2 separate regions of the Homo sapiens genome follow, and region 1 is linked to region 2. A link is a loop called in an ENCODE intact Hi-C map of the cell type or tissue named here. Cell type or tissue: endothelial cell of umbilical vein. All regions are shown on one strand. Links, peaks and the distances in the headings refer to the core of each region. The heading gives the core; the rest is flanking DNA.

Region 1 (4,386 bases), core at 241-4,240, 92 kb before region 2:
TGTCTAAGTGTCTGGCAGAAGCAAATTCAAATCCTCTCTGGAGGATTGTACTTTTATGCTGGTCTTCATCCTCTAAGAATCTTCATCAGTAATTTTTCAGGGACAATGACAAGTACATAGTGAAAAATAACCAAGCACATAAGGAACAAGGCACTGTGAGAACAAGCTGAAACAACAGATAGCAATGGAACTGCAGTAATATCTGATCATCAAACAACTATGATTACTATATTTTTGCATTATTTAAAATTTTTGTTTTACTTTTATTATAGTATAATTCATGCATATATAATACACAGATATATATAATATATATACAAGATAAAATTTTACATCTTAACCATTTTTAAGTAGACAGTTTAGTAGTGTTAAGTATATTCATTTTGTTGTACAAACAATCTCTAGAACTTTTTCATCTTGCAAAACTGAAACTGTACACCCATTAAGCAACGAATTCCCATTTCCCCCTGCCCCAGCTCCTGGAAACTATCATTCTACTTTCTGTTTCTATTAATTTGACTACTCTGGACATGTCATGTAAGTGGAGTCTTTTTTTTTTTTTTGAGACGGAGTCTCGCTCTGTCGCCCAGGCTGGAATGCAGTGGTGCAATCTCAGCTCACTGTAACCTCCATCTCCTGGGTTCAAGCGATTCTCGTGCCTCAGCCTCCCAAGTAGCTGGGACTACAGGAGTGCACCACCACACCTGGCTAATTTTTGTATTTTTAGTAGAGACGGGGTTTCGCCATGTTGGTCAGGCTGGTCTCAAACTCCTGACCTCAGGTGATCCTCCCACCTCGGCCTCCCAAAGTGCTGGGATTACAGGGGTGAGCCACCCCACCTGGCCATGTAAGTAGAATCTTATAGCATTTGTGACTGGCTTATTTCTGTTAACATAATGTCCTCAAGGTTCATCTATGTTATAGAATGTGTCAGAATTTTCTTTGATTACTGCATTAAAATAAATAAAAGATAAACTGAAAATATATGAAGAAACAGGAAACCATAGAAAATGACCTAGTGTTACAGGATCTCTGGGGTGTCAATTTTCTGGCCAGAAACCTCTGTGGCCAGCGGCACCTTTGCCTGAGTTCTTGTTCTGTGTCCAAGATGAATGAGGTACACAGACAAGTGAAGGGTAAACAAGATGAAGATGAGCTTTAAGTGTTAGATCAGCTAAAAGGAGACTCGCAGTGGGTAGCTCCGCTCTGTAGGCAAGTCATGCTAATATCTGCTGTTCTCAGCAGGGAGAAGGCCCTGGAGAGGGTTGCTCCTCTATGCAGCTGATAGTCCTGACGTCTCTGCAGGTCTCTGAGGCTCTCAGAAGAGAGGGTAGTTCCTCTCTGTAGCTGGTCCTCCCATTGTCTCCTGCTATCAGCAGAGAGGATAGCTCCTCTCTGCAGCTGGTCGTCCTATCATCTCTCTGCTCTCTTCGTCCTCTAGCCATCCTCTGCCCTGCTCTGGCTAAGCCCAGGTCTTTTATGGACCTCAGAAGGGAGGAAGTGCACGCAGATTGGTACATCGGGGGCCATGGGCAGGCTGGAAGAGGCACCACTTAGGTCTGCAGGACTGGCGGCCTGGCCCCAGCCTTCAGGCTCTCCCTGGCCTGAGGGTGGGGCCTTACTGAGGACCCGCCCCCTTCCACCCGGGAATCGATACGCCTCCCGCTGCCATCCATGGCCCCCCCAGGGCTCGACCCCAACCCGGCTCCGAGATTTGAACTGGTGCCGGGATTGGAGAGAGGCCAGGCAGCGGGAGCAGACATCCGGGAGCCTGCAGGGACGGCAGGAAGCCGGGGAAGGGGGCCTCCTGGGGTCCCCGAGGGTGCAGGCTGCAGAGACGCCCGGGTCCTGCACCTAGGAGGTCCCGCCCCGCTAACTCGAAAGGGGCGGGTCTCCTACTTGTCCCTGGCTCCTGCCTGCTCAGTGAAGTGGGAGGCCCAGGTCTGCAGCCGTGGGTCCTGGCAGCTGCAGCTGCACCTGGGAGGGCAGATCCTGCCTATTCCCGGCCCTCCTCCAAGAGCACAGGGAGGCTTCGATGCACAGCCACAGTTTGGGCAGCTGCAGCCCGCCCAAGAGGGCGGGACTTCTGCCTGCTCCGTAGAGCCGGAGGTGGGGTCTACGGCTTTGGTTTGGGCGGCTGCAGTAGCACCCGGTGAGTTCCCGACTTAACTCAGAAGGGGCCGGGCTTCCACCGGCTCCATGGAGTGTGTAACCCTAGCCGCGCCTCCCTGCTGCAGCTGGAGTGACAGCCGGAGTGATGGTAGCAGCCACTGCCATTACTAGCTGATTTGAAAAAGAACCCAAATAGAATTTCTAGAGATGAAAAACTCAGTATCTGAAATTAAAAATTCAGTGGACATAAATGGTAGCAGGTTGGACACAGATTAAGGAATAATTAGTTAACCAGGAAACAAGATAAATCAGCAGAAATTATCCAGAATGTAGCACAGGGAGACAAAAAGATGGAAAATATGAAGGAGAAGTTAAGAGACATGAAAGACATAATAAGATGTTCTGATAGAGAAAGAGAGATGAGACAAAATGGGGGTAGCATATTTACAGAGAAAATAGCTGAGGATTTGCACAACTGAAAAAAAAACACCAATGCACAGATTCAAGAAACCTAACTGATTGCTAGAAGGATAAATGAAAGAAAATCTACACAAAACATATGGTACTCAAACTATGGAACACCACACACAAAAAGAAAATCTCAAAAGCAGCCAATGGGCTTTTTATTTAAAAGACCAACAGTTATAGACTTCTATAGGAAACAAAAATCCCATGGAATAATATTTTAATTGTGCTACACAAAGCAAAACAAACAAATAGAAACCCCTGCCAACCTAGGATTCTATACTCAACTCAAATATTTTTCTTTTTTTGAGACAGTATCTTGCTCTGTCGCCCAGGCTGGAGTACAGTGGCGTGATCTCAGTTCACCACAACCTCTGCCTCCCGGGTTCAAGCAATTATCCTGCCTCAGCCTCTCAGGTAGCTGGGATTACAAGCGTGTGCCACCATGCCCAGCTAATTTTTGCATTTTTAGTAGAGACGGGGTTTCACCATGTTGGTCAGGCTGCTCTCAAACTCCTGACCTCAGGTGATCTGCCACCTTGGCCTCCCAAAGTGCTGGGATTACAGGCGTGAGCCACTGCACCTAGCCCATTTTTCTTATTTATATATTTATTTATAGAGATGGAGTCTTGCTGTGTTGCCCAGGCCAGAATGGAGTAATGCAATCATAGCTCACTGCAGCCTCAAACTCCTGAGCTCAACAGAGCCTCCTGCCTCAGCCTTTTTTTTTTTTTCTGGAGACAGGATCTCACTCTGTCACCAGGCTGGAATGCAGTGGCACGATCTCAGCTCACTGCAACCTCCGCCTCCTGGGTTCAAGCGATTCTCCTGCCTCAGCCTCCCGAGTAGCTGGGACTACAGGCGCCCACCACCATGCCTGGCTCATTTTTTTGTATTTTTAGTAGAGACAGAGTTTTACCATGTTGGCCAGGCTGGTCTTGAACTCCTGACCTCAAATGATCCGCCTGCCTCGGCCTCCCAAAGTGCTGGGATTACAGGCGTGAGCCACCGCGCCCGGCCTCTGCCTCAGCCTTTTAACTAGCTGGGACCACAGGTGCATACTACCACATGCAGCTCATTAAAAAAGAAATTTTTTTTAGCTGGGTGCAGTGGCTCATGCCTGTAATCCCAGCACTTTGGGAGGCTGAGGTGGGCGGATCATGAGGTCAGGAGATCGAGACCATCCTGGCTAACATGATGAAACCCTGTCTCTACTAAAAATACAAAAAATTAGCCGGGCGTGGTGGCGGGCACCTGTGGTCCCAGCTACTCGGGAGGCTGAGTCAGGAGAATGGCGTGAACCCAGGAGGCAGAGCTTGCAGTGAGCCAAGATCACACCACTGCACTCCAGGCTGGGTGACAGAGCGAGACTCCTCTCAAAAACAAACAAACAAACGAAAAAAAAACCTTTTATTTTTGGAGAGACAGCATCTCGCCATGTTACCCAGGCTGGTCTCAAACTCCTGGCCTCAAGTGACCCTCCCACCTCAGCCTTCTGAGCAGCTGGGATTACAGGAGTGAGCCACTGTAAATATTTTTCTAAAATATTTTTCAAGATTGAGAGCACACAGTATGATGATAACCTTTTCATAAAAATCAAAACCAAGCAAAATTTAAGAATATATTTTTTGGCCATACATATATATGTGAATAAAACTTTATTATAAAAGTAAGGGAAGACCAGTCATGGTGGCTCATGCCTGTAATCCCAGCACTTTGGGAAGCTGAGGCAGGTGAATTGCTTGAGTACAGGAGTTCGAAACCAACCTGCCCAACATGGCCCATCTCTATAAAAAAAAAAAAAAAAAC
Region 2 (4,386 bases), core at 219-4,218:
CTATATATGAGTGTGAGTGTGCTAGACAGCTCACTGAGCTGAAATCAAAGAAATTTTCCAGGCCATCTTCAGGGATCTGAGTATAATTCATTGAACATGAGACCTGAAGTATCATTTTCTAAAACTGAACGAACAAATGCCAAGGAAGAGAAAGATATGTTGGACCTGATGGGACTAGCATGAGAAATGGCCTGTCCAGTGTTGTAGTGAGATCTTCAAGAACAAATATGTTCTTGAAGGGACATATTTGCCCACCTGACACAGACAGTAGAGGGGCAGGCCCTTGTTTCTTAACATCAGGTTAGCCTGGTCCTCACTTGGCCTTAAAGACCCCATTGAAGACACTCGAATCTATCTTTCTCTCTCCATTTTTAGATAAGACCTCTGGACTTTCTTCACCTTTTGTTTTACAGAAGAGGATGTGGAGAACTTTGACGTGACCAACTTGTCTCAAGACATGCTGCGAAGCATTGAGGCTGACAGCTTTTGGTGCATGAGCAAGCTGCTGGATGGAATCCAGGTGAGCTGCTTCTGCCCTTGTGGGAACAAACGTCTAGGTCCAGAGGCTCCCAGCAGGGCTTTGGTTTCTTTCTTGCTCTTCTGTATCAGGCAGGACCACCCACCCACCCACTATGGCTCCTCCTCCTTTTCATCCATCTCTATCCTTCTTCATTGGCTTTACAGCTTTCAAACAGCAATGGTGGGTCGGGCACGGTGGCTCACGCCTGTAATCCCAACACTTTGGGAGGCCAAGACTGGAGGATCGCTTGAGCTCAGGAGTTCAAAACCAGCCTAGGCAACATAGAGAGACCCCTTCTCTACAAAAAATTTTAAAATTAGCCAGGCGTGGTGGCGTGTGCCTATAGTACCAGGTCCTCAGTGGGCTAAGGTGGGAGGATCACTTGAGCCTAGGAGGTCAAAGCTGTAGTGAGCCATGATCACACCACTGCACTCCAGCCTGGGCGATAGAGTGAGACCCTATCTCAAAAAAAAAAAAAACAAAACAGTGATGGTGTAGTGTCCCTTGGAGTCTGCAGAAATCTCCATGTTGCCTTGACTTCGTCTTTGGAGTAGACTGCTCCTTTCTGCTCTGTACCCCAAGCACATGGGTTTGCTTCCACACTGCAGGGCTCCATTGGGCTTTCCCCCAACACTGTTGTTCTGTAGATTTCTTTGTTTCCCAGAACACTGTCACTGGCCATTGGTACTAGCTTTGGAAAATGGCCTGAACTTCTAAACGTGTTTCAGTGAATGTCAGGTGATAACACAAGTTAGAGTCCATGTTCATCCTGGGCTCTGTGTCATTTGCAGGATAACTACACCTTTGCACAACCAGGAATCCAGAAGAAGGTGAAGGCACTGGAAGAGCTTGTCAGCCGGATTGATGGTAGGTTCAGAGGGAGAAGAGTTCTCTAGCAATAGCAGAGTTGATTCTGTTATGAGGCGGTTGTGCTTGTGGGTCCTCTCCTCAGCTGTCTTCCTAGCCATGACCCTTTCCAGCGCACTGAGTGCTGCTGGCAGCACCGGGATCCTTCCACATCTCAGCAGGAAGGTGAAGTGAGAACTGTGCTGTTATATCAAGTTCTTCTTTCCCCTTGGTTTCCTATCACCAGGCTCTATCGGTTCTCCTTCAGCAGCTCTCTTCAGTACGCCCGTTCCCCACTTCCCCAGCCACAGCTCTGGTCCAGCTTCCTCCTCAGAGGGCTTGCCTTCTCCATACTCTTCTCTTCCAAACTATCTGTCACGCAATTGCATCTTTCTGCAGCTCTGTTCTGGCCACGTCCCTCTTCTGCTCTGAAGCCTCCCATAGCTCTCCATTGCCTTCAGCATCCAGCCTGTCGTCCGGCCTTGTCCTTCACGTTATGATGTAACTCATAACTCCTGGGCTTGATATGGGGTCCTCAGGCCTGGCTGATACCCCAGCAGGACTTTATACAGCTTCCCAGGACTTGTGTGGGGTGGGGAAATTGAGATGTGGCTCTTCCTAAGGCACATGTCTTTGAGGAACAGCCTTACAGGAATTCCTCAGCTTTGGCCTAGAGTCATAGAATGTTAGAACGAAAGGACAACTCAGGAAGCTCTGCTGTTGACTGATGTTTAAGTGAGGCATGGGGAGAGAAGTCGGTGGGATCTCTAACACTAGTGAAGTTGTAGTAGCTCCCATAGGACTCTGCCTGTCCTGACACCAGCTAACAAATGTTATTCCCAGGCTTTCCTACTCATTGGATTTTCTGCTTCACCCAAGCAAAGCCTTTCTCCCTTACCTGCTGCCCACCCCCACCCCCAACATTGTATATCTTTCTCTCTTCTTTCCCAGGTTCTCTTTTCATGAAAACCTTCATTGAGTTGTTCCACTCACTCTATTTTATGACTTAGCATTTCAATCTTCTGAACCCATTTGTTTATTCACAGTTACTTCCCGTATGTCACATGTGGAATTTTTTTTCCGCTGTGTCTTATCACCCTGGCCCAGCTGTTAGCCCTCACGTTTGGGCCCCTTGTGCAGGTCTCTTGACATCCCTCAACCGGAGCCTAGCACAGAGTGTATGCTGCCCTCTTCTGGGGGATAAGCTGGCTGCCAGAGGCTGGTCATCAATCAAGTTTCAACAGGCAGATGCTGTGGTTTCTGCCACTGTCTGCCCTATCCTTATTTTTTCCGCCCTTACAAATACGTGATACATAAAGGCATAATACTTTGGAATAGTGGATTTTTAAGTATATATATCTTGGATGTTTCTTTGCATTGTAGAAGTAATACTTCCTCATTAAAAAAATTTAAACAGGCTGGGGACGGTGACTCACACCTGTAATCCCAGCCGAGGCAGGAGGATCACTTGAGCCCAGGAGTTCAAGACCAGCCTGGGCAACATGGTGAGACCCCATCTCTACAAAAAATTTAAGAAGTAGCTGGGCATGGTGGCACACGACTGTAGTCCCAGCTACTCAGGAGGTTGAGATGGAAGGATCACTCGAGCCCAGGAGGTCAAGGCTACAGTGAGCCAAGATCGCACCACTGTATTCCAGCCAGGGTGATAAGGTAGGAATCCTTCCTCTCCTTAAATTCTTCTCCCCAGAAATAACTTGTTTTTTGAGATGGAGTCTTGCTCTGTCGCCCAGGCTAGAGTGCACTGGTGCGATCTTGGCTCACTACAGCCTTGACCTCCTGGCTCAAAGGATCTTCCCACCTCAGCCTCCTGAGTTGCTGGAATTATAGGTGCGCACCATGACGCCTGGCCAATTTTTGTATTTTCAGTAAAGACAGGCTTTTGTCATGTTGCCTAGCCTGGTCTTGAGCTCCTGGGCTCAACACTCCGCCCACCTCGGCCTCCCTAAGTGCTGGGATTACAGGTGTGAGCCACAGCACCTGGCCATAACCATTGTTAATAGTTCTTCTTTCAAGAATTGTTTGAAATATTTACCACATTCCAGGTGCCATTGTAAGCACTTTACTTGTGTGTTCTCATTTATCTTCCCTGAAACCCTCTGAGGTGTGAATGATTATTCCCATTTTATAGGGTAGGAAACTGAGGACAGTAATTTAGAAAACAATCCCACTAAGCATTATTTGGAGAGCTGTCCTGTGGAACAGCAATCAGGTTTGTTTGGGCTTGCCTGAGAATATCACACGAACACCAAAGGGTGGGAGTGAGGAGGCAGCTGGTTTTGTTGAATATGGTGAAGCGCTTTCTGGTGAATCACTTCATACATCAGTGGAAGAGGCTTCCCTTGAGTGGAGTTTGTGAGCCCCTTTCGCTGGCAGTGTTCACATCCCTGCTGGCTAGCCATCTGGCGGGGATGCTGAAGAGGAGTTCCTCGCCAGTAGGAGGGTGGCCAAGGTGACCTCCATGGTTCTTTTCAGTTCTGGCTTCTTCTCTGATGAGTACTAAGGTTGAGCAGCCAAGTGAACCTCATTATCCTCTGCTTTGTGGCCAGAGCGGCCCCACAAAGGAAGCGGGGCTCCTAGAACATCACTGGGGGATGTTAAAATAGTTCTGTCTGCTGGGCTGAGTTAACCATGCAGTGTTGCTGTGAGATGATGGAATCAAACATAAAGGACAGTCAGATGGCTGTCTGCCTCCTCTGTGTCTGCTTACCCATGGGAGGGGGCAGTAAGAAGTGGGAGCTGCTATTTTGGCTCCTGTGGCCCTTTCAGGGTCCAGTCCCCTAGGTTGATCCCCAATGATGCTTCCTGTTTCAGAGCAGGTACATAATCACTTCAGGAGGTACGAGGTAGAATACCTGCAGTTTGCCTTCCGCTGGATGAACAACCTGCTTATGCGGGAGCTTCCTCTTCGCTGCACCATCCGCCTGTGGGACACATATCAGGTAGGAGGGATTCCCCGGCCTCTCTGTGCCAGGCTGTCTCTGAGGTGTCCAGCTCTCTGC

The links. Hi-C counts contacts between places; a loop is a spot of excess contacts. Peaks named below come from ENCODE experiments on the same cell type or tissue, not always from the same donor. Only the 100,000 strongest peaks of a DNase experiment are listed, where the experiment ranks them.
Region 1: it touches region 2 in a loop (5-fold over the local background); 6 of 110 quality-filtered maps call a loop at or near these places.

Annotation. Positions count from the first base shown.
Region 1 is chr6:37,220,642-37,225,027 of GRCh38, forward strand. The region is part of intron 1 of TMEM217B (transmembrane protein 217B); the gene reads right to left. The region is part of intron 1 of TMEM217 (transmembrane protein 217); the gene reads right to left. Among named protein-coding and RNA genes, the nearest start is that of TBC1D22B, 35 kb to the right of the region's middle. RefSeq lists an enhancer at 1,255-1,394 and silencers at 1,595-1,854, 2,225-2,274. In endothelial cell of umbilical vein, for the core only: no CTCF peak of the experiment used is centred there; a DNase peak (open chromatin) is centred at 2,030; H3K4me3 peaks cover 812 bases.
Region 2 is chr6:37,312,505-37,316,890 of GRCh38, forward strand. TBC1D22B (TBC1 domain family member 22B) reads left to right here. Exons shown (of 13, transcript NM_017772.4): 9 at 414-520; 10 at 1,312-1,387; 11 at 4,199-4,326. Among named protein-coding and RNA genes, the nearest start is that of RNF8, 39 kb to the right of the region's middle. RefSeq lists an enhancer at 2,329-2,623. In endothelial cell of umbilical vein, for the core only: a CTCF peak has its summit at 2,550 (motif pointing left); a DNase peak (open chromatin) is centred at 2,487; H3K27ac peaks cover 573 bases.